2 separate regions of the Homo sapiens genome follow, and region 1 is linked to region 2. A link is an interaction called in ENCODE POLR2A ChIA-PET data of the cell type or tissue named here. Cell type or tissue: IMR-90. All regions are shown on one strand. Each heading gives the region's core, and the rest is flanking DNA. Links, peaks and the distances in the headings are about the cores only.

Region 1 (5,377 bases), core at 104-5,103, 93 kb before region 2:
CATTCAATATAGTTGACCACTGTTTTCGGCCTATTCATCTACTTCTCATTTTATGAGACATATGTTCTTGTTTTCCTTCTACTTTACACCTTGTTATACTGTATGCTTTTTTTTGTTTCTGAGACGGAGTCTCGCTGTCGTCCAGGTTGGAGTGCAGTGGCGCAATATTGGCTCACTGCAACCTCCATCTACTGGGTTCAAGTGATTATCCTGCCTCAGCCTCCCCAGTAGCTGGGATTACAGGCGCACACCACCACGCCTGGCTAATTTTTGTATTTTTAGTAGAGATGGGGTTTCACCATGTTGGTCAGGCTGGTCTCGGAACTCCTGACCTCAGCCTCCTTATTACAGGCATAAGCCACTGCACCTAGCTTTGTTTTTTTTTAATTATTAAACAGGCTTCTCTCCTTTACCTGCCTCTAAGTATTGGCATACCTAAGACAGGATAAAACTCCTGGGTTTTTTTTTCACCCTCTTTTTCTAAATTCTTCCCTAGATGGTCTCATTCAACTCATTGTTTTAAATGCCATCTGTATGTGAATAATTCTCATATTTATGTTTCTGGTTTAGACTTCTTGCCTGAGCTCCAGACATATTATCCAACTGCCTTGCTAGACATTACCACTTAGTAACCTAGTAGGCAGTTGTCTAAATATACCTAACATGTCCAAAATAGAACTCTCTTCCATAATATTCTTCCAGTCTTTCTCTCTTCTGTAACTGGCACCTAGGATTTATCCTTGAATCCTGTTTTTCCCTTATCCCCATAGCTAATCCATCATCAAGTTCTTTTGGTCTCCAAAATATCACTTAAATCTGTTTATTCAATTATCTGTTTTACATCTTTATTTCTGCCACCTTAGTCTCAGCCACCATTATGTCACCTGGCTTACTGAAATAGCTCTTAACTGGTCTTTGCTTTTACTCAGCTACCTTCTTCAGACATTCTTCTCCCAGTAACAAGAATCTTCTTTCAGAAATGTAAATGAAATAATGTAGATTGCCTGCTTAAAATGGTTTCATAGTTTTTCTTTGGTCTTAGTTATGAGATTCAGAATCCTGCCTCATGTGTTCCTTCCTTCCTCATTGCTACCTCCTTTCCTTTGCCCTTTGCTGTGGATGCTGTGGCTACACTGGCATTTCTTTTGCTCCAAAATGCCAAGTTTTATCCTGCCTTAGGTTTGTTCAATTTGTTGTTTCCTCTGTTAGGAATGCCCTTCTCCCATCTCTTAGCAGTGCTGGTAGCTTCTTATTCAGGTTTCAGCTCCTCAGAGGGCCATTTCCCAGCTACTAGGCCAAATCTGAATTTGTTAATTAGCTAACATGTTTGTTGGTCTTTCCTTACTAGAATGCGAGCTCTTCGGAAGCAGAAGAACCTTGTCTGTCTTATTCTCTACTATATTGTCAAACAGTGCCTGGCACATGCTAAGTGCTCAGTAAATTTTTGTGGACTGTATAAAATGTTTGATTCCTTTAAATCTCAGAAGGGAAAAACTGCATAATAATTGCATTGTACCCAGTGTAACGTGATTCTGGACTGGGTCCTTTACCTCCCAAGTACATGATTGAGATAATTGCAGAAACTTAAATGGGGCCTGATTATCAGATGGTAGTACTATACCAGCGTTAATTTCTTGATTTTGATGGTTGTGTTTTAGTTATGCAGAAGAAGGCTTTTTTTTTTTTTTTTTTTTTTTTTTTTTTGAGGCAGAGTCTCACTCTGTTGCCCAGGATGAAGGAGTACAGCGGTGCAATCTTGGCTCAGTGCAACCTGCGCTTCCCAGGTTCAAGGGATTCTCCTGCCTCAGCCTCCCGAGTAGCTGGGACTACAGGCGTGTGCCACCATGCCCAGCTAATTTTTTTTTTTTTTTTGAGACAGGCTCTCAGTCTGTTACCCAGGCTGGAATGCAGTGGCGTGATCTCGGCTGACTGCAGTCTCTGCCTCCTGGGTTCAAGCAATTCTCGTGCCTCAGCCTCCTGAGTGGCTGGGATTACAGGCATGTGCCACCATGCCTGGCTCATTTTTTTGTATTTTTAGTAGAGACAGGGTTTCACCATGTTGGTCAGTTTGGTCTTAAACTCTTGACCTCAAAGGATCCACCCGCCTTGGCCTCCCAAAGTGCTGGGATTACAGGTGTGAGCCACCATGCCTGGCCTTAATTTTTGTATTTTTAGTAGAGAGACAGGGTTTCCCCCTGTTGGCCAGGCTGGTCTCAAACTCCTCACTTGAAGTGATCCGCCCACCTTGTCCTCCCAATGTGCCGGGACTACAGGTGTGAGCCACTGCCCCCAGCCAGAAGAAGGTCTTTGTCTATAGGAAATATACTCTACTCAAAAGGTTGGGGAGTGAAGGGAGATATGTACTATACTTGTCAATAAAAAAATAAGTTACAGTGAGAGATAATGGAATTTGGTTTACAAACCTGGTTCAAATCCTGGCTCTCTCATTCATGTGTGATCTTGAATGTGTTTTTTAAGTTCTCTAAAATAAAGATTATATTTTGCCTATTTTGCCTATTGGGAGGATTTAGTGTAAGGGTATATGTCCAACACAATGCTTCACACATAATACAGTCTCAATAAAACCTTGCTTATATTCTTGTAAAATGTTGACCAGGCGTGGTGGCTCACACCTGTAATCCCAGCACTTTGGGTGGCCAAGGTGGGAGGATCGCTGGAGCCCAGGAGTTCAAGACTAGCATAGGCAACATTGGGAAACCTTGTCTCTACCAAGATAATAAAAAATTGAGCCGGGTGTGGCACCTTGCACGGTGGTCATAGCTACTCAGAAGGCTGAGATGGTCCACCCACCTTGAGCAATGGAGGTGGAGGTTGCAATGAGTCATGTTCATGCCACTGCACTTCAGCTTGGGCAAGCGAGATCCTGTCTCAAGATAAATAAAATAAAAATTTCACCATTTTATTTTCATGTTCAGTGCTGTGACTTTCTTTATAATATGAACAAATAATTTTTTTTTTTTGAGGCGGAGTCTCGCTCTGTTGCCCAGGTTGGAGTACAGTGACACGATCTCGGCTCACTGCAAGCCCTGCCTCCCGGGTTCATGCCATTCTTCTGCAGCGCCCACCACCACGTCTGGCTAATTTTTTTTGTATTTTTAGTAGAGATAGGGTTTCACCATGTTAGCCAGGATGGTCTCGATCTCCTGACCTCATGATCCGCCTGCCTCGGCCTCCCAAAGTGCTGGGATTACAGGCGTGAGCCACCGTGCCCAGCCCAACAATTTTTAATTTTTTTTTTTTTTTTTTTTTTTGAGACAGAGTCTTGCTCTGTTGCCAGGCTGGAGTGCAGTGGTGCAATCTCGGCTCACTGCAACCTCCGACTCCCTGGTTTAAGCGATTCTCCTGCCTCAGCCTCCCGAATAGCTGGGATTACAGTCATGTGCCACCATGCTCAGCTAATTTTGTATTTTTCATAGAGATGGGGTTTCTCCATTTTGGCCAGGCTGGTCTTGAACTCCCAGCCTCAGGTGATCCATCTGCCTTGGCCTCCCAAAGTGCTGGGATTACAGGCGTGAGCCACTGTGCCTGGCCGTGGATAGATATTTTTAATAGACTTTTTATATTTTCGAGATATTTACCCTTTCTGAGTTTTTTATTCCTCTCTGTAGATCTGGGGTTAGTTACATTTGGTGTATTTTTCTTTCATCCTAAAAGACTTCTTTTAGCATTTCTTGAAGTGAAAGTCTGCTGGAGACAGATTTCTATCCAGTTTTTTTAAATACTTTTTTTCTTTTTTTGTTTTTGACACGGACTTTCGCTCTTGTTGCCCAGGCTGGAGTGCAGTGGCACAATCTCGGCTCACTGCAACCTCCGCCTCCCAAGTTCAAGTGATTCTCCTGCCTCAACCTCCCTAGCAGCTGGGATTACAGGCATGCGCCACCACACCCAGCTAATTCTGTATTTTTAGTAGAGATAGGGGTTTCTCCATGTTGGTCAGGCTGGTCTCAAACTCCTGACTTCAGGTGATCTGCCCGCTTCAGCCTCCCAAAGTGCTGGGGTTACAGGCGTGAGCCACCGCGCCCGGCCTCCTTTTTTTTAATGGAGACAGGGTCTCACTATGTTGGTCAGGCTGGTCTTGAACTCAAGTGATTATCCCACCTCACTTCCTGAGAAGTAACTGGGATTACAGGCATAAGCCACGGCACCTGGCATCTTTCTACTTTTGTCTTTTCTTTGAAAAGGTCTTTTGAAGGTTATTTCTCTTAGATACAGAATTCTGGTGTGATGGTTAGTATTAAGTGTCAACTTGATTGGATTGAAGGATGCCTAGGTAGCTGGTAAAGTATTGTTTTTGGGTGTGTCTGTCAGGGTGTTGCCAGAGGAGACTGACCTTTGAGTCAGTGGACTGGGAGAGGAAAACCCACCCTCATCAGTGTGGGTGGGCACCATCCAATTGGCTGCCACCGAGGCTAGAACAAAGCAGGTGGAAGAAGATGGGATAAGCTGGCTTGCTAAGTCTTTTGGCTTTCATTTTTCATCCGTCCTGGATGCTTCCTTCTGTTCCTCCTGCCCTTGAACATCAGACTCCAGATTGTTTGGGCTTTGGACTCTTGACTTAGACCAGTGGTCTGTCGGGGGTTCTCCAGCCTTCAGCCACAGATTGAAGGCTGCACTGTTAGCCTCCCTGCTTTTGAGACTTTTGGACTCAGATTGAGCCACTACTGGCTTATTTCTTCCCCAGCTTGCAGACGGCTTGACGTGGGACTTCTTCGCCTTGTTATTGTGTGAGCCAGTTCTCCCTAATAAGCTCCCTTTCATATATACATAAAACTTATTATTTCTGTCCCTGTGGAGAAGTGTGACTAATACATCTGGGTTAATAGGCTTTGTTTTTTATTTTATTTTTTCCTTATTTTCTTTTTGGGTTGATAGTTTTTTTTTTCTTTTGGTACTTAAAACATATTCTATTGTCTTCTGTTTTTCATTGTTTCTAGTGATAAATCAGCTATCATTCTTATTATTCTTCTCCAGTATATACTTTATCTCTTTTCCCTGGTTGCTTTTTTGTTTTTTGTTTCTTTTTTTCCTGGTTGCTTTTTTTTTGGATATTGAGTTTTGCTCTTGTTGCCCAGGCTAGAGTACAGTGGTGTGATCTCGGCTCACTGCAACCTCTGCCTCCCGGGTTCAAGCGATTCTCCCGCCTCAGCCTCCTGAGTAGCTGGGATTAAAGGCATGCACCACCACGCCCAACTAATTTTGTATTTTTGGTAGAGACAGAGTTTCACCATGTTCGCCAGGCTGGTTTCAAACTCCTCACCTCAGGTGATCCGCCCGCCTCAGCCTCCCAAAGTGCTGGGATTATAGGCGTGAGCCACCATGCCCGGACTCCTGGTTGCTTTTAAGAATCATTCTTTTT
Region 2 (5,377 bases), core at 278-5,277:
ACGGAGTCTCGCTTTGTCACCCAGGCTGCAGTGGCTCGACCTCGGCTCACTGCAAGCTCCACCTCCCGGGTTCACGCCATTCTCCTGCCTCAGCCTCTCCGAGTAGCTGGGACTACAGGCGCCCGCCACCACGCCCGGCTAATTTTTTGTATTTTTTAGTAGAGACAGGGTTTCACCGTGGTCTCGAACTCCTGACCTCGTGATCCGCCCGCCTCGGCCTCCCAAAGTGCTGGGATTACAAGCGTGAGCCACCGCGCCCGGCCATGAATATAATTTATATGGACAAGATTCACTTTAACCTAAGTGTTTCCACTAATTCTACTAATAGGTTTTTAAATAAGTTTACTATCTTGTGTTCCCACACAGAAGACTTTTCTTTGCTCTCAGAAGCATTTGTTTACAAACACCATTGGCTTTCCCTTCAATTCAGAGAAAACGCCCTGTCCAAGTGGCACAGTGACATCATCATCATCCATGAGTCAAACCACCTGTCCTTTTTAGGCATTTCTCTGCGTCATTTACAGCAGTTCACCATAGACAAAAATGTTGTATCTGAAAAAAGACAATAGAACAGGAAGCTGAAAAAGATACTTTTACAATAAAAACACATTCTAAAAAAATGATTTTTGTCTAATTACATTTGGAATTGGAATTTGCTTCTATCACAGACCAGTCACCAGTCCTCAGTCCATAAAATCAGCACTTCCAGAGGAAGGTTCCAGGCATCACAGTGCACATCGAGAAATATCAGACTTTAAAGTGCTCTGAAAATGAATTGATTCAAAGAAATAATATGGAATATATTAACTGCTGAATTCTACTGGTGACAGAATGAGTTGAGGCTACTATAATTTAGAATAACCTTAAAAACAGATACATTTTAAAAAGTGTTCCAAAAGAAAAATACTGTACTTGAAGGTATTCTCGCAGTGCTGAAGGCTCACACTAGTGTATTTCCAGAGGTGACAGTTTTAATAGTCATATTGGAGACGCTTAGTGACCTGTGAGCCATGGGTTGCTCCCCTAAGCTACACTGCAATAAACTCTAAGCTCCTCTAGAAGTAATATCTATTTACATGTGAAGATTTCAAATTCTCAGGTATACATGAGTGCACTGTCAGAAGATGATTAGGCCCAGACCTGTGAAGACACAAACAGATAGTTTTTAGACCTTTGTAGTTAACAACTTATAAAACTTGAGCTTAAAGAGATAAAATTAGTCTATTCACACACATGCATGGGCATACATATATGTGTGTGTACACACACACACACACAAACATACACACTCCATCCAAAATAGGGTGCTCATGTGCCTTAGAAGGATAACACTGTACTCCTAGCAATGCAAAGGTGCTTCTTTGGACCTGATCTTCTCCTCCCTTAGTTAATTGTCTGTGGGGCATCTGCAGCCTCCTTACGGGCCTAGCTACTCTTCCAGATTGACAACCAAAACCATTTGAACCCATACAGCTCACCATATACATTAACATGACTACTCACTTAGGACACTCTTACCCAGGAAGATGAACTCACAGATAACTTTTTTATTTGTTTCAGGAATTTTGCAAAAATCCTTTTCTCTATCCTAACACTAGACTACTCAACTTACCCTCTTTAGAAAACACACCCATGTCTCAGGACAATATAGAGCATCAAATGACTATTTAGTTTTAAAGGGTTTGTTCGAAACCCTCCCCCACCCCTGCATCCAGCAATCCTAAAACTATTATGCCACAAAGTTGTCCAATCCTAATTAAGTGCCCCCCAACAAAGACCTGCCTTAAACCAGACCAAAAAAACCTCATGCATGCCTTTGTCATCCTCTTCTGAGATGCCACTACACCTCTACCAATTCTTGATGTTCCACACTGAGGTAAGCAATAAATTTAGCTTTGCTCTATGAATGGGCTACTTTTTTTTTTTTTTTTTGAGACAGAGTCTTGCTCTGTTGCCCAGCCTGGAGTGCAGTGGGATGATCTTGGCTCACTGCAACCTCTGCCTCCTGGGTTCAAGCGATTCTCCAGCCTCAGCCTCCCGAGTAGCCGGGACTACAGGTGCATGCCACCACGCCTGGCTGATTTTTGTATTTTTAGTAGAGACAGGGTTTCACCATGTTGCCCAGGCTGGTCTGGAACTCCTGACCTCAAGTGATCCGCCTGACTTGGCCTCCCAAAGTGCTACAATTACAGGCATAAGCCACCATGCCCAGCTTAAACAGGCTATTTTGGTAGTATTTTGGGTGAGCCAACACTCAACAAGGTTATGGAGCTCTCTTTGAGAATTTAATGAAAGCCACGAGGACAAAAGGCATACACCCCAAATTTGGCATATAATTTCAGGGGCTTCATTTCCAAGATTAAGCTATAGAAAAACCAAAAAAAAAAAAAAAAAAAAAAGGAAGAAAAAAGTAATAATTTCAGGGGCTTCACAGCCTCCTGGATTTGTGACCCTTGTCATCACAAGGTCAATAATCGTAATAAGAACCCTATACTATAGGAGGAGAGACTGGTTATCTGTGGTTTGCCAAAGGCTAGAATCACAAGAATCAGACTTTTAGGGTCAAAAGGAACTTTCTGGATGATCAAGCCTAACTATTCCCTCACCTACAGGCTGATACGCAGTTGTCGAATCTGTGCGAGAATACCTGCACTGATGCAGCACTCGCTACCTCTCCAGGCAACCCATTCCCTCTGTGGCTGTGGGCAGAGTGGAAATGAGAGCTCGGCGAGGCTGACCAGGCCCACCTGAGCTTACTCTGATAGCCTTCCCTCTGCTTCAGAAGGCCTGTCACCAGTCCTCTCTCCTCTCACACACAGGAAAACAGAAAACCATCCCTCTTACTCTGAGGGTATGATCCCATGATCCAGAGCAGAAAGCAGTCCCATCGGGGGAAACTCGTAGAGTGCTAACGCGGTTTTCATGTCCAAACAGGATGGAGACCCGGGACCCTTTGAGAACATCCCAGACGTTGATAGTGTAATCATTGTATCCAGCAAACAGCAGGCGACCTTGAAGCAGGGTGAGATGATAGCTGTTAAGCCAGTTCCTTGCTTCCTGTTTCTCATTACATGACTGTTACTCACTCATTCAGTAAGCAGTGATTCAGGCGCACTGAGTCCTAGGCACTGTGCTTTGCCTCAAGGATTCAAAGGGGAGAAAGCACAGTCCCTGTCCCTGTTGGAGGATGTGGGGCTGAAAGGAACAGATCACTGTAGCATCCCATGGTAACAGCCATAATGCAAGTGCTTTACACACGTAAAGTGCTATGGGACCAGAGAGGAAGGGGGATTAAGGAGGGCACTGCAGACACAAGTAAATTATTTTTAGTCATTTGCTAGTTAACAACTTGTAAAACTTGTTTAAAGAGAGAAAGTTAAAGTGACATTTGAGTTGGCTCTTGAGGGTTGAATCGGAGTCTGTCATGCAGAGAAGGCAGGGAAAAGATGTTCCAGGCAGTAGCAGGAACTTCACGTGCAGTTAGTCTAGGGATGTGTCTGGGGAAATGGAGTGGTCCAGGTAGCCAGCCTGTTACCTCTGCTTTAACTTTCTATTTTTCTTTCTTTTTTTGACATGATCCTTCTGGAGCTATGCTTTTTCACCAGCAGCTTCCCACAAAGGAGCCATGAGCTTCAAGGCACTGAGAAGGGACTCATTTTTTTTTTCCCTTTGAGTCAGAGTCTCGCTCTGTTGCCCAGGGTGGAGTGCAGTGGCACGATCTCAGCTCACTGCAAGCTCCATTTTCCAGGTTCAAGCGATTCTCCTGCCTCAGCCTCCTGAGTAGCTGGGATTACAGGCATGCGCCACCATGCCCAACCAATTTTTGTATTTTTATTAGAGACAAGGTTTCACCATGTTGGCCAGGCTGGTTTTGAACTCCTGACCTCAAGTGATCGCCTGTCTCGGCCTCCCAAAGTGCTGGGATTACAGGCGTGAGCCACAGTATCCCACCAAGAAGGGACTCTTGCTTCACCTCCACCTTACAGAAAAGTTCCCTTTGGGGCATGAAGAGAAGCAAAGGCTGGGGAGAAAATGCCTGAGAGCATTGTGGAAGTGAATTTCTGACACTTCATTGCCTTGAAGGACAGCATTAGGTGGGTACACAGCCTTCATTTCCCCCTGGAGTGAAGTTGCCTGGGGCAGGACAAAGTGGGAGGTCAGAAGCTCAGAGGAGGAAAACTGGTGCAAATATGGATGATTTCGCATACTGGTCCACAGGAAGCTCAGTTGATGAAAAGGAACTGAGCGATGATGGAGCGCTAGTTTCATTCTGGTCCTGTCTTACAGTCCTGGGAAAAGTTTCTGAAATAAAATCTTACCACTGAGGGAGAAGTCCACGCTGGATGCTCCAAATATGATGCTTTCTTTGGAATAGATGGCAACCTCCCTATCTGCCCGCAGGTCATAGAGGCGACACTGGGGAGCAAATAAATAAAGAAGCACTTACTTCTGGCTTCAGTTTGGTGACGTGATGACCACAGAGCTACAGGTAGGTGCTAGTGACTTGCGTAGTTTAAAAGATGAAGGAAAAACTTCTTAGTTTTCCCTACTGTTATTTCATCCTTTAGTCCCGACTCCTGTTAATTTCTATGAGTCAGTAAAGAGTCCTGATTCCTATTAATCTCTATGAGTCAGTAAAGAAACGGCAAATACAGCAAATTTCTTCAGGTATAAAAACAAAATGAGACCCCACTTTTTTTTCTGATAAAGGACACATGTTCACTGTAGAAAATTTGGAAATATTCAAAAATGTAAACAGAAGGAAATGAAGGTCACCCTAAATCCTAGAGGTATTTACTAATTCTCAGCTGTTTCCTTCAGTCTTATTTGTATTTTATGTGTGTATCTGAATGGGTTGGATGTTTCATTATTGCTTTTATTAACATTAGGTTATACGTCCTTTCTCATATCATTAAAAGAGAACTTCAAAAAACATTATGTACATAGTTATTGAATATATCAGAATCTATTTAGCCAAACCCTGTTGTTTTGGTTGTGTTTAATTTTTCTTTTTTATAAATAATATTATGATGACTATTCTTATATAAAAATCTTTACATGTGTTTCTGGTTTCCTTAGACTAGGTTTCCTTAGACTAGGTTAAGAAATAGAATCCTTAGAAGAGTTATCAGGAAATAGCATGACCAGATCAGAAGTAGAGATGTTTTATTGTATATTTTATTTTGAAATGGAATTTCGCTCGTCACCCAGGCTGGAGTGCAATGGCGCTATCTTGGCTCACTGCAACCTCTGCCTCCCCAGGGTTCAAACGATTCTCCTGCCTAAGCCTCCTGAGTAGCTGGGATTACAGGTGACCGCCACCACGCCTGGCTAATTTTTGTATTTTTAGTAGAGATGGGGTTTCACCACATTGGCC

Evidence for each region. ChIA-PET counts read pairs that join two places held together with the same protein. Peaks named below come from ENCODE experiments on the same cell type or tissue, not always from the same donor. Only the 100,000 strongest peaks of a DNase experiment are listed, where the experiment ranks them.
Region 1: POLR2A ChIA-PET joins it to region 2 with 14 read pairs; 7 of 35 experiments call an interaction of 5 or more read pairs at or near these places.

Annotation. Positions count from the first base shown.
Region 1 is chr15:52,028,938-52,034,314 of GRCh38, forward strand. The region is part of intron 1 of MAPK6 (mitogen-activated protein kinase 6); the gene reads left to right. Among named protein-coding and RNA genes, the nearest start is that of MAPK6, 12 kb to the left of the region's middle. RefSeq lists an enhancer at 1-88. In IMR-90, for the core only: no CTCF peak of the experiment used is centred there; no DNase peak of the experiment used is centred there.
Region 2 is chr15:52,121,629-52,127,005 of GRCh38, forward strand. It overlaps GNB5 (G protein subunit beta 5), which reads right to left. Exons shown (of 13, transcript NM_016194.4): 11 at 4,320-4,416; 12 at 2,845-3,011; 13 at 1-1,140. The coding sequence ends at 1,129. Among named protein-coding and RNA genes, the nearest start is that of BCL2L10, 12 kb to the left of the region's middle. In IMR-90, for the core only: no CTCF peak of the experiment used is centred there; DNase peaks (open chromatin) are centred at 463 and 3,063; H3K27ac peaks cover 159 bases.